Linked DNA regions of Homo sapiens: region 2 is linked to region 1. A link is a loop called in an ENCODE intact Hi-C map of the cell type or tissue named here. Cell type or tissue: prostate gland. All regions are shown on one strand. Links, peaks and the distances in the headings refer to the core of each region. The heading gives the core; the rest is flanking DNA.

What was found. Hi-C counts contacts between places; a loop is a spot of excess contacts. Peaks named below come from ENCODE experiments on the same cell type or tissue, not always from the same donor. Only the 100,000 strongest peaks of a DNase experiment are listed, where the experiment ranks them.
Region 2: a loop joins it to region 1, with 4 times the contacts of the local background. A loop is called at or near these places in 3 of 110 quality-filtered maps.

What each region holds. Positions count from the first base shown.
Region 1 is chr9:80,795,155-80,800,544 of GRCh38, reverse strand. No RefSeq gene overlaps it. Among named protein-coding and RNA genes, the nearest start is that of TLE1, 890 kb to the left of the region's middle. RefSeq lists enhancers at 1,826-2,337, 1,488-2,760. In prostate gland, for the core only: no CTCF peak of the experiment used is centred there; DNase peaks (open chromatin) are centred at 1,984, 2,514 and 3,734; H3K27ac peaks cover 2,876 bases.
Region 2 is chr9:80,934,644-80,940,033 of GRCh38, reverse strand. No RefSeq gene overlaps it. Among named protein-coding and RNA genes, the nearest start is that of TLE1, 750 kb to the left of the region's middle. In prostate gland, for the core only: no CTCF peak of the experiment used is centred there; no DNase peak of the experiment used is centred there.

The DNA.
Region 1 (5,390 bases), core at 92-5,091:
TAGTTAAAATTTGATCTATGTGTCAATTCTATATTTTAAATAAACATATTAAATAAATTGACCTTGCATTTTTTACATGTAGTATCTTTCTTACTTGGATAATGTAAGTTCAGCTCCCTGAATACGAACAATTCTAGGTATACCCTTAGAAGTAGGGTTTTAAATAACAAAGCCAAGGGACAGAGTGTTAGTAGAGATCACACTGCAGGAGGTTCTCCCTGTTGCGACTACTCTTCCAAGATGTCATTTTCCATCAGCCAGGGGTAAAATTACAAAAAAAAAAAAAAAAAAATCCTCCAAATCACAATGACTTTAAGCAAAACAAAGATGCATTTCTTTCTTTCAATCACAGTCTAATTTTGTATCATTGGGAAAGATGACTCTGCTTCACTCTGTTACTCAGGGATCTAGGTTCACTTCCTCTAATGGCTATCTTCTAGAAACTTGGGTTATTTGCTGGATTTTCGGCATCGGATAAAAGAAGAGGAGGGTTATGCAGAAAGTATATGAATGTCAGGTCTTGACATGGAATACATTATTTCCACTCATATTCCATTGGCTAGAACTCAGTTGCATGGTCCCTGCAAGGGTGGTTGGGAAATGCAGTCTAGTGTGTCTAGGAGGCAAAGGCACCAGATAATGGTAAACACATATCTTATGATTGCTATATCTCTTTATCTGCTTATCTCTCTACAGCCTCTTCTCCACCAGTAGGAAAGTTGTAAAAAAGAAGATCTACAACAAAAGATACTCCAAATTATGCTTATGTTTTAATAAATATAATTTCTAAAAAAATTGATGAACAAAAATCTGGACAGTGGTCACAAAGTCAGTTTCAAATGGTTTTGAGCATATCTGTGAACACACCATATGTTCCAAAAACAATTAGTCATTGTTCAATATGAATAGACAGAATTGTAGCCAATAAATTTAAAATAAATTCTTGAATATACTTAGCATTAGAAGATTTGATATTATTTGAAAGCTCTGGTTACAGTTCTTTATGGCTGTTTATTTGTCACGAGAAGCATTAAGTTTTCGCCTAAATCCATATTTCAATAGAGTATTTATGCACTTGGTTCAAGAAAGAACTTGCCAGTGGCCTTCTGAGAGACAGCCTTGGCACTAGCAACTTTGAATAATACATCAGGGAAAAAGCTTTCAAACAAATTCTTTAGGTTAAAAGTAAGCTGTAGCCATAACTAATATGCGATGACTTTTACTTTATATCAGAGGGAAGAAATAGCCTCTTATTTAGTTAATTCTAGAACTACACTCTCTAGGACAATGACAATTAGCCACATGTAAGTATTTAATTAAAATTATATAAAATTAAAAATGTAGGTAGTTACTCTGGCCACATGTCAAGTGCTCAGTAGCCTTAAGTAGCTCGTGGCTATCATATTGAAGACAGAAGACATAGGGCATTTCCATCAACGTTGCTCCTGGGTAGCAGTGATCTAGAAGTTTGCTGACCCATAGCCATGCGAGAGGGAGAAACAGAGACAAAGAACTCTGGATCAGGATGTCTGTTACTTATTCCTTTTTTTCTTTGTGCACAAATATGAATGTGTTCGGTACATTTTAAAAAATCAAGCTTAAACAACTGGGTGTTTGCTTTGATGCCTAAGGAAGGGCAGCTAGCTCATTGGGGACTTTTATTTATTGCTTTTGTGCTAGCAAACAGACTACTAAAACAATTGAAAAGAAAGCCATTCTGTTTGGTGTGAATGGGCATAATAAATTAAATACAATGCAATTTAACCTATGATACTTAAGTAACAAAATATATCTGTATACATTTTAAAATATGAAAGCCAAATAGGCTACTAAAGTTTCTTTCTCTCTCTCTCCTCTCCTTTCCATACACTCTCCCACATCCTTCTATTTTTTTCTGGTTCCTGGAACATTCTGTTTTTTTTACAAGCTAACAAGTTTGATGTGGCTCTGTGTCTTATTCCCTTCCAGGCTTGCAGCTGTTTTGGCAACAGAAGAAAAAATCCCCATAACAAATCAAATAAAAGCCCTTTATGTGAAGAGGAATTGAAAACAGCAGGCCTCAAAGAGGACTGCACATGAGATGCCTTGTTCTGGCTTTCAACACAACTCAAATCAGAAACACATTACCATAATCTGAAACAGCCCACTGCTAACACAAGACAGATGGTGGGTAATAACCCATGCATCATTAATAAATAAATTCCAGCATTAAAGGCTTTACAAAGTATGACAACATTATCTGGGCACAATTACTGCCCCTCTCCCACCCCCAACATCATTTCAGTGTGTTATGGGATATGCTAGGTTTATTTTTTTTTTTTTTTCCCCTCCAACTCCATGGATCTGAAGGAAGTTTAAATACGACACAAGTTTTAACCAGATGAAACCTATCTCAGTGTACAAGACAGGTCTGAAACTCCATAAGGGAAAAATAAAATAGCTGCCAAAGTTTAATAGCTCACATGTTCTGGTGTTGGATCAGCCCACAGCAATTTATTGCACTGCCCTCCATGCGCTGGCCTCACCCTTTCTGGTACGCCTCTGTGCCTGTATTGCAGTATACACTCCAAGCAAGAATCTTGGCATCACATTTGCCACAAAGCTGAAAGATATATGAGTAACTTCTCAGCTTTCCTTTTGCAAACGATACCATCTGTCTCTTTTCCCCCAGCTCCCCCCACCAAGGGGGGAAGAAAAAACAGCCTCTGATTAAATTGAAAAAAGGAGAGAGAGAGAGCATTTTAACTCCATAAATGTTGGAAATTTAAAAAAATTATTTTGTTTTGTTTTAATTTGTTTGTTCAATGGGATAATGTTATTCCAACAGAATGTGAGGAGTATAAGAATGCAGCAATGTGACACAGAACTGTGCAGACCTCTTTGGGTGATGTTGTCTGGAATTCCCCAGGGTAGCAGCGTTCCTGCAAAGCCTAAGTGCCTACTTCCTATGCGTGCCATCCTAAGCCAAAAGTCAAGCATGGTCCTGGCCATCAGTTCTGGAAAAATACAGGCCTTAGGAGAGCAAATATTATATTAGATTCATCCTATATAAATTACATATTCCTCCTCAAAAGTGGGTAATATAAGCATTTTTGTCAAACAGACCAGCATCATGTTTTTAATGAAAGAGATAAACTATTTTACATTAACTCACTTGACAGGTGAAGAGCTAGGAACAGAGAAAATAATACATGCTAACCAGGCTAATCCAAGATTACTAGAAGGCCAAGGGAAAGTATCTCCGTGGCATCATCCATTGACCCAAGTGGTCAGTCATGTGGATGTGATTTATAGTCCGTGAGTACAGAGTTGCTTCTCCTGATCCAGGCCCTGTGGGGGTGGGGGAAAAGAAAGAAATCCCTCTCTGGAACAGCTGTCCCTTTTCTTTCAGCACACAGAGAATTTTCCTTCCACTTAGACTCATGTGAAGGCTGATCAGCAAGACTTTTCTAATTAGCATCTAAACCCTTTGCCTCTATGTCCTCTTCTTTCCCAAACTTAAATCAATATTTTTTATGTGTACATATGTATCTACTTTCTCTTAATTCACTGTGTGTTTATCTTATTTCCTCCATTAAACTGTGAGATTCCTGAGGGTAAATACTATGTCTAATCTATGCCCTAAATTCCCCTTAGCACCCAGTACAGAACACCACACTCAGGCTAAATGAAATGACAACTCAGAGACAGACGCCAAGGCCCCTGGCAGCGCAGACTCGGATGGAGTCTATGAGTTCCAGGTGAGTCTGTTCCAAGGCAGTTTTTCTTTGAGCTCTCTCCAACTTTCTCTGGGAACAGCTGCTGAGGGACGGTCAGAAGAAGGTGAGTTAAGCTTTAATTGGTTCCTGAGGTACGCAATTTCCTCTATGATCTTAACGTGATGAAGGGAAATTTAAATGGACTCGCATATTGAATCGATAGACAGAGAATAGAGCAAAAAATCATACTGATCAAGGAACTTTCTACAAACAGCACATTCTGTAAAAGTAAGGATTATTTTCAAAATGTCTTGGTGTATTTCCAACTCTATAATTTCTGGATTCACATTTGATAGTCTCCATCTTCTATCTTGTGGTAATTCCCAAGCAGGACAATTTACTAAGCTATTATTTTTTCATCATCATCATCCAGGTCAAATAAGTGACCAATACACTTCTTATTTTGCCCATTTTGAAGCACAGGCTATGGTTTTAAGTTGGTTAACTATATTTAACCTCTGTTCTCTGAAGTTTTAAGGCCAAAAATCAAATTCCATGACTACAAACATTAAAACTGTGAAAAACAGTATGTAATTGCACATTCATGCTGTAGTTTAGATTGTTATTTTTACTTTTACATGTAGCAAAGAGCAAAATATAGCATGAAACATATGAAGGACGAGTTACTTTTTTTTGATAGTCAAGAAAGTCTTTGTCTAGGAAATTAAGAGGTGATGTGTTCATTAACGAATGAATATTTTTGTGTGTCAGGACTTGCACCAGGGATTTAGGTTAATGTGATGAGCAGACCTTAAAGTAATGGAGCAGAAGAAATAAATCAGAACAGTGGGCTGGCTGAACAAAGGGGGTATTTCCACGTAGACGACTATGATGAGGAAGCAAAGGGTAGATAGACATTCTTGTGAGACCAGGTAGAGGGTAGATAGACATTCTTGTGAGACAGGTAGAGGGCCCAGGAACACAGAACAGTTTTCTACAGACCTGTACTAGTTGAATGGAGGGAATACACACTTAGCACACTGTATCCCTAGACATGGACAGAGTTGGGGTTTGCCACCTCTTTGAGGTATTTCCAGCCCAGTATTAGTAGCTATTCCTCTTCATTTTTCTGTATGTCTGCCGTTAGAGCATATGGTTCAGTTTAACAAATACTTGTGAAGTTTCTAGTGCCTCATTTTCCTTATCTGCAAAATAGGGGGAAATTCTAAATCTCACAGATCATTGAAAGATTAAATCACACATGTAAGGGTCTTAAAATGATGCAAACATTTATGGAAAATGATATGTTTTAGCTTTTATTCTTACAAAAATTGAATCCCTGGGCTAGGCACTCTAAATACAAAATAATTCCTTTTCCTTGCCATCTGGAAGCTTACCATGTGGGGGTAAGATCAATGTAGGAAAATGATTTTTATGTAATAAGGTAAGTGATACTTGCATTCACTCATGCAGAGGTATTTATTGAGCACCTACTCTGTGCCAGGCACTCACTGTATTAGGCCCTGAGTATGCCCTCATAAAAAAAAGAAGACAGGATCTCTGCCCTCATTGACTTTACACTTTAGTAGGACATAGGGAAAGACAGAGATTTTAAAAATTCACAGAAGTAAAGCTAAGTTATAATTGTATATGACTACCACACACAAAAAAAGATGCTTCCAGAAGATTGTT
Region 2 (5,390 bases), core at 268-5,267, 140 kb before region 1:
TCACACAGAAGCCCTGTTGATGATCTGGTAAATTGCTGGAGAGGGGAAATGTTCTATCATATTCTGACTAAATCTGAATCTTTTAGTTGACCTGTGTTCCTGGGCTATGACTTTTGCAAAGGTTTCTTGGTTTATGCCCCTTATTTTCCCACCCTTCATGTGAAACAGGAAGGCTAGCATTGCTTAATTTCTCTCCCAAGTAAGTGGGATAAGGCTCAGGTAAAGATTTTTCCCACACAGAGTAGGTATTCTAAGATATATTATACTAATACAAAATTGGAGGTCTAGTTAGGCCAACATATCAGGAGACAATTGTCATTGAATTCTCACAGTTCCCAAGAGGAGAAGACATGCCACCCCATCACGGGCAACAAGGGGAGATGCTGGGGTCCATCATGGGCTGAAGTAGTGGGAGCAACTATGGGAACAACCCTTATTTTGGTTTCTGAAGGAAGAAATAAGTGGGGTAAGATAAGCAGGTTTAGGGTTGGCCACCGTGAATAATTTCAGTGGGCTCTGGGGCATAGAGGCTGTCCCTAGTTGTTTCATATCTGGCTTTAGGGTGATTAGAGCAGATAGATAAAGAGTATAAGACCTGATAAAGCAGGTATTTGGGGTGTGGGCTCTGGATTGGTTGGCTTGTATTGAAAAGTACACGCTCAGATGAGTTATTAACTATCTCTAGGAACCAGGTAACCCTGGGAGGGCAGTCCCTTCCAGGGTCAGCAAGGCCCAGAAATGTCTCACATCATAATACAGAAAGTAAAAGACATGGTCAATAAAGTAGAACTTTATTATGGAGAACACTTTGGTATATTTCACAAGGATTACTTTTTCCCTCTGTTGCAGAGGAAATCTTTTTTGACTCTTCATGGTGAGCACCTGGTTTGGTTCCTGGAGGTGAAACCCACAGAAGTGAGGAATCCTCTAAGACCATGGCTCCCAGGATGTCCACACTCAGCCTCCAGCGATTTGTCTAAACTGCCATTTCAGTGTTCCTACCAGTTTATGGCCCAGTAGGTTCTGCTCTGGATAAACAATTCTTGGCTGTGACTATTCATCTTGCCTGTTTCTGTAGATTTCACAGTGGTGGTCTACTCTGAGACTTCTATTCTCTGATAGATCCAAGAAAAGTCATTTTTCAGTTTGTCAAGCTTTTTCCCTTGTTGTAAAGTTGGGAGTGACAGTTTCAAAGTACTTTACATGTTGGAGCTGAAACTAGAAGTATTGTAGCTGAAACTGGAAGTTCAACCATTTATGACTACAATATCAGTAGGACCTTATAATGATTAAAACACTCAGCTCTCTCAAGATTGAAGTTCCCGGTCTCCCACACACCCCATATTTGGCTGAGAAACACAGTAAACTGCAGAAAGAAAACATTCCAACTCATTAAAAATTTTAAAAGCTCTTTTTTTCTATAATGAAATATTTCCGTAAGCAGTATGTGTTTCTAAGAAGCCTGAGGCTGTATCAGAACAGCCATTTACCTGCCCATGAATAGCCACTGGTATGAACAAAGTCATGATGACCTGCAGTAATCCACCAAAGTCAAAATAACATGTGACCACTGTTTGCTGAAACCAGTCCTAAAGCTGTTCTTTTAAACCATATCACTTAAAAAGCAAACCACACCATTTTAATAACTGACTGCATGGAACAATATAAGATGCTGCAAATGTCAAGATCAAGAACTTTCTTGGTCCATACTTGCAAAAGCTTAAGGTATAAAGCCTTATATCCTAGCCTCATTTAAGGACAAACCTCAAACATTGAACATTATTTTGTCTCCCCCAATTTCACTCCTTATCTATTTCTCAATGTTCCAGGCCTATAAACAGGATGATAGGTTTTGACAGCATTCAATCAGTAAAACTCCTCTGCCCTATCCAGATTCAGAACCTATTAAGAGATTGGCAAATAATTGACATAGGTGGACATGTAAATGCCGCCTATATGATTGACATAGTTATATCGGAGGTATGGGTAAAGTCTGCTAGGTAAGTGGGTGTGATATTTACACCTGCGCCTCCATTTAGATCTTGGTTGCCTTCTACTTCTCTGTGGTAGAGATGGCAGAAAAGGCCAAATCTCTCATTCTTGAGTCCTGTTCAAAGATTAGCCTCATTCAATTGAGAAACATTGACATTTACTAAACAGATAACTCATTTCAAATCCACAGGAAATAGTTAAGGGTTTGGGCAAAATACCAGCAGTACTTAGGGAAATGCTTACTTTTGAGAACTCAGAGAATAAGAAATACATGTTCTTTCTTTGAGGGAATAAATAAGGAAATCATAAATTTCATAATTTTTTATACACCAATTAGTAAAATTATGAAATGCTCAAATGTATAGGCTTCAGTGGGCTGGAAAATCACCTATTTAGGCAGCAAATATCTAGTAAAATGAAAGCAAGGGGGAATTTATGACTGCTTGACACTCTTGAAGCTAAATATTGATATAAGTTGTTTATTACCATTCTAGGAATTGAAAAAAGCAGGGTTTTTAAAAAATCATACCCCAAACCAAAAATTTCATAAACTTTTTGAGTTATGCACTTGAAATATCTTAATTGTAAAAGCTTTAAAGACATATGTTAAAAATTTTAACCTAACTTAGGTAATTAAAAAAAAGAATCAAGTAACACTTTATTCAAGCAGAGTAATAAACATGCCAATAAACATTCTTTTTTTTTTTTCTTTTGAGACGGAGTCTGGGTGTGTCGCCCAGGCTGGAGCGCAGTGACGTGATCTTGGCTCACTGCAACCTCCGCCTCATGGGTTCACATAATTCTCCTGCCTCAGCCTCCCAAGTACCTGGGATTATAGCAGTGCACTACCATGCCTGGCTAATTTTTGTTTGTTTTTAGTAGAGATGAGGTTTCACCATGTTGGTCAGGCTGGTCTCCAACTCCTGGTCTTAAATGATTCACCTGCCTCGGCCTCCAAAAGTGCTGTGATCACAGGTGTGAGCCACCATTCCTGGCCCCAATAAACATTCTTAAAATGTCTAAGAAACACAATAGTTTAATTTGACGTAACACAATCCTATACTACTATTTACATCCCCAACCCTGAGGAGGGTAGCACATAGAAGCTACTTAAATGTGTTTAAGTTAATTCTGTTAATCTTTTAAAATATAGATAAAAATAAACAACCAGTTCTGTGTATTGTATCAAAGCCTGTGAAATTAGTTTAGAAAAATTTCTAATAAATATGTAAGAACTGTTTCCTAATTGAAGAAATATACATTTTTAATTGAATATGTTTGTCTTAGTCATTTATCAGATATAAAAGTTTTTAGAAGTATTAAAATACTGCCAACTATTTATGTATTTACTTTTCTTGATTTTTTTTGAGACAAAGTCTCACTCTGTTTTCCAGACTGGAGTGCAATGGCACAATCTTGGCTCACTGCAATCTCTGCCTCCAGGGTTCAAGCAATTCTCCTGCCTCAGCCTGCCAAGTAGCTGGGATTACAGGCGCCGACCACCATGCCCGGCTAAATTTTTGTATTTTTAGTAGAGTCAGGGTTTCACCATGTTGGCCAGGCTGGTCTTGAACTTCTGACCTCAGGTGATCCACCCGCCTTGGCCTACCAAAGTGCTGGGATTACAGGTGTGAGCCACCATGCCAGGTAAAATACAGCCAACTATTTAAATTTAAGCTGGAATTGCAGTACCATTTTCAATTTTCTTTTCTCATTTTCTATTATGTAGTTATTCTTATTTGTGTAAGTCTGAAGAGAAGTGAGCTTTAGTTATCATGTCCACAAGTGACCACTGTAGAAGACATACATAACTAGCAACAAAATGGGAGAGCTAGCTGGAAATACCCATTCATTAGTTTAAAATTTTTCAATAAATATGTACGGAGCATTTACCATTTGCTGGGCAGCATGCTGTGTCATAGAGTATTGAATGAGAAGATGATTTCCTATAATTCTGAAGCTTATATTTCAGTAGGAGTAAGACAGATAATAAATATACCAACTACATAAATAAATAAATAGGTATTCAAGTGGTGATTATTGCTTTGTGACGATGATAGGAAGTGACAAAAATTTGTGAAATTGGTTGGACAGAAAAGACCACACAAAAAAGGATAACATTTAAAATGAGACCTAAGTGGCAAGAAGGAGCCAGGCATGTGAAGAACTGAGGCCAAAGCATTTCAGGAAGATAACGCAGGCACTAAAAGTCCTGAAGGAGGGAACATGGTGGTGTCTTTGAAGAAAAGAGAAAAGATATATATGAGCATGGCATTGAAGAGATTGAAGGAGAGTGAAGGGGAGATTGATAACACATGGGTCTGGATAGTTGGTAGAGATAAATCGTATAGGCTCCTCAGTTGTGGTTACAGAGTTCCAGTTGCATTCTAATGCATTTGGAAGCCATCACAGGATTTGCATAGAGAGGTTAAATGAAATTAATTATGTTTTAAAGATTATGTGTAGAAAATTGGATGGGGGAGGACAGAATGGAGGAAGAGATATGAGTTTCAAGGCCTATAGAGCCAGGAAAGAGATAATGGCTGGTGGGAGATGGCAGGAAGAGAAGTGGAGAGATTATGAGAGGTTTAAGCAGAAGAATCAAAAGAATTTGTGGGTGGAATGGCCTTATGGAATAAAAGAATGACAGAAATCAATAAGCTTTGGGTTTGAACAACTGAGTGGTGGGAATGCCATTTACACTGACTGGGAGAGGAGCAGGTTTTGGATCGGAGAATCCAGAAGTCTATTTTCATATGTTGAGTTTGGAACATTTATTGGATATCCAGGTAGAGACAGTTTAATAGATGATTGGATATATGAATTTGGAGTCTAGGAAAGAGATCTGGGTTAGAGAAATAAATACATATTTTAGCAGTAGATGAGTATCCCTTAAAGCCATAAGGGAAAGATGAATGAAATTTCTAGAGAGAAGTTGACCCTGGAGCAAAGGGAGTCATAGGACCTGGGGCACATTTAGAGGTTCAGCAGAGAAGGGCCCAGAGAAAGAGATTGATGTCACATGCCCAATGCTTGGTATGATTCTCCCTTAACAGTCTTGATGCTAGAATATTATTATTCAGTTCTTGTCTTTGGGACAGAACTACAAGAGTATGATCGAGGTTGAAATTAGTCACATTATTTTTTCTTTTCCAAAGATGTTGTAGAATTAACTATAAAGAATGAGTGGCTCATTAAGTCGCCCTTGTAAGGCAAAAGAGGCAGGTTAATCCTTCAACAGACTCCACGATGGGCACATGAAGATTATGTTTGCCCCTGCCCACAGGTATTTTTCCCCTACCTACGCTTCCTTGACAAACTGACAATGTTTACATCCTAGTGTCCCAATTCAATCAGCTATCCATAAAGGATTGTGGCCAAAGTCTTTTCTATTTTAG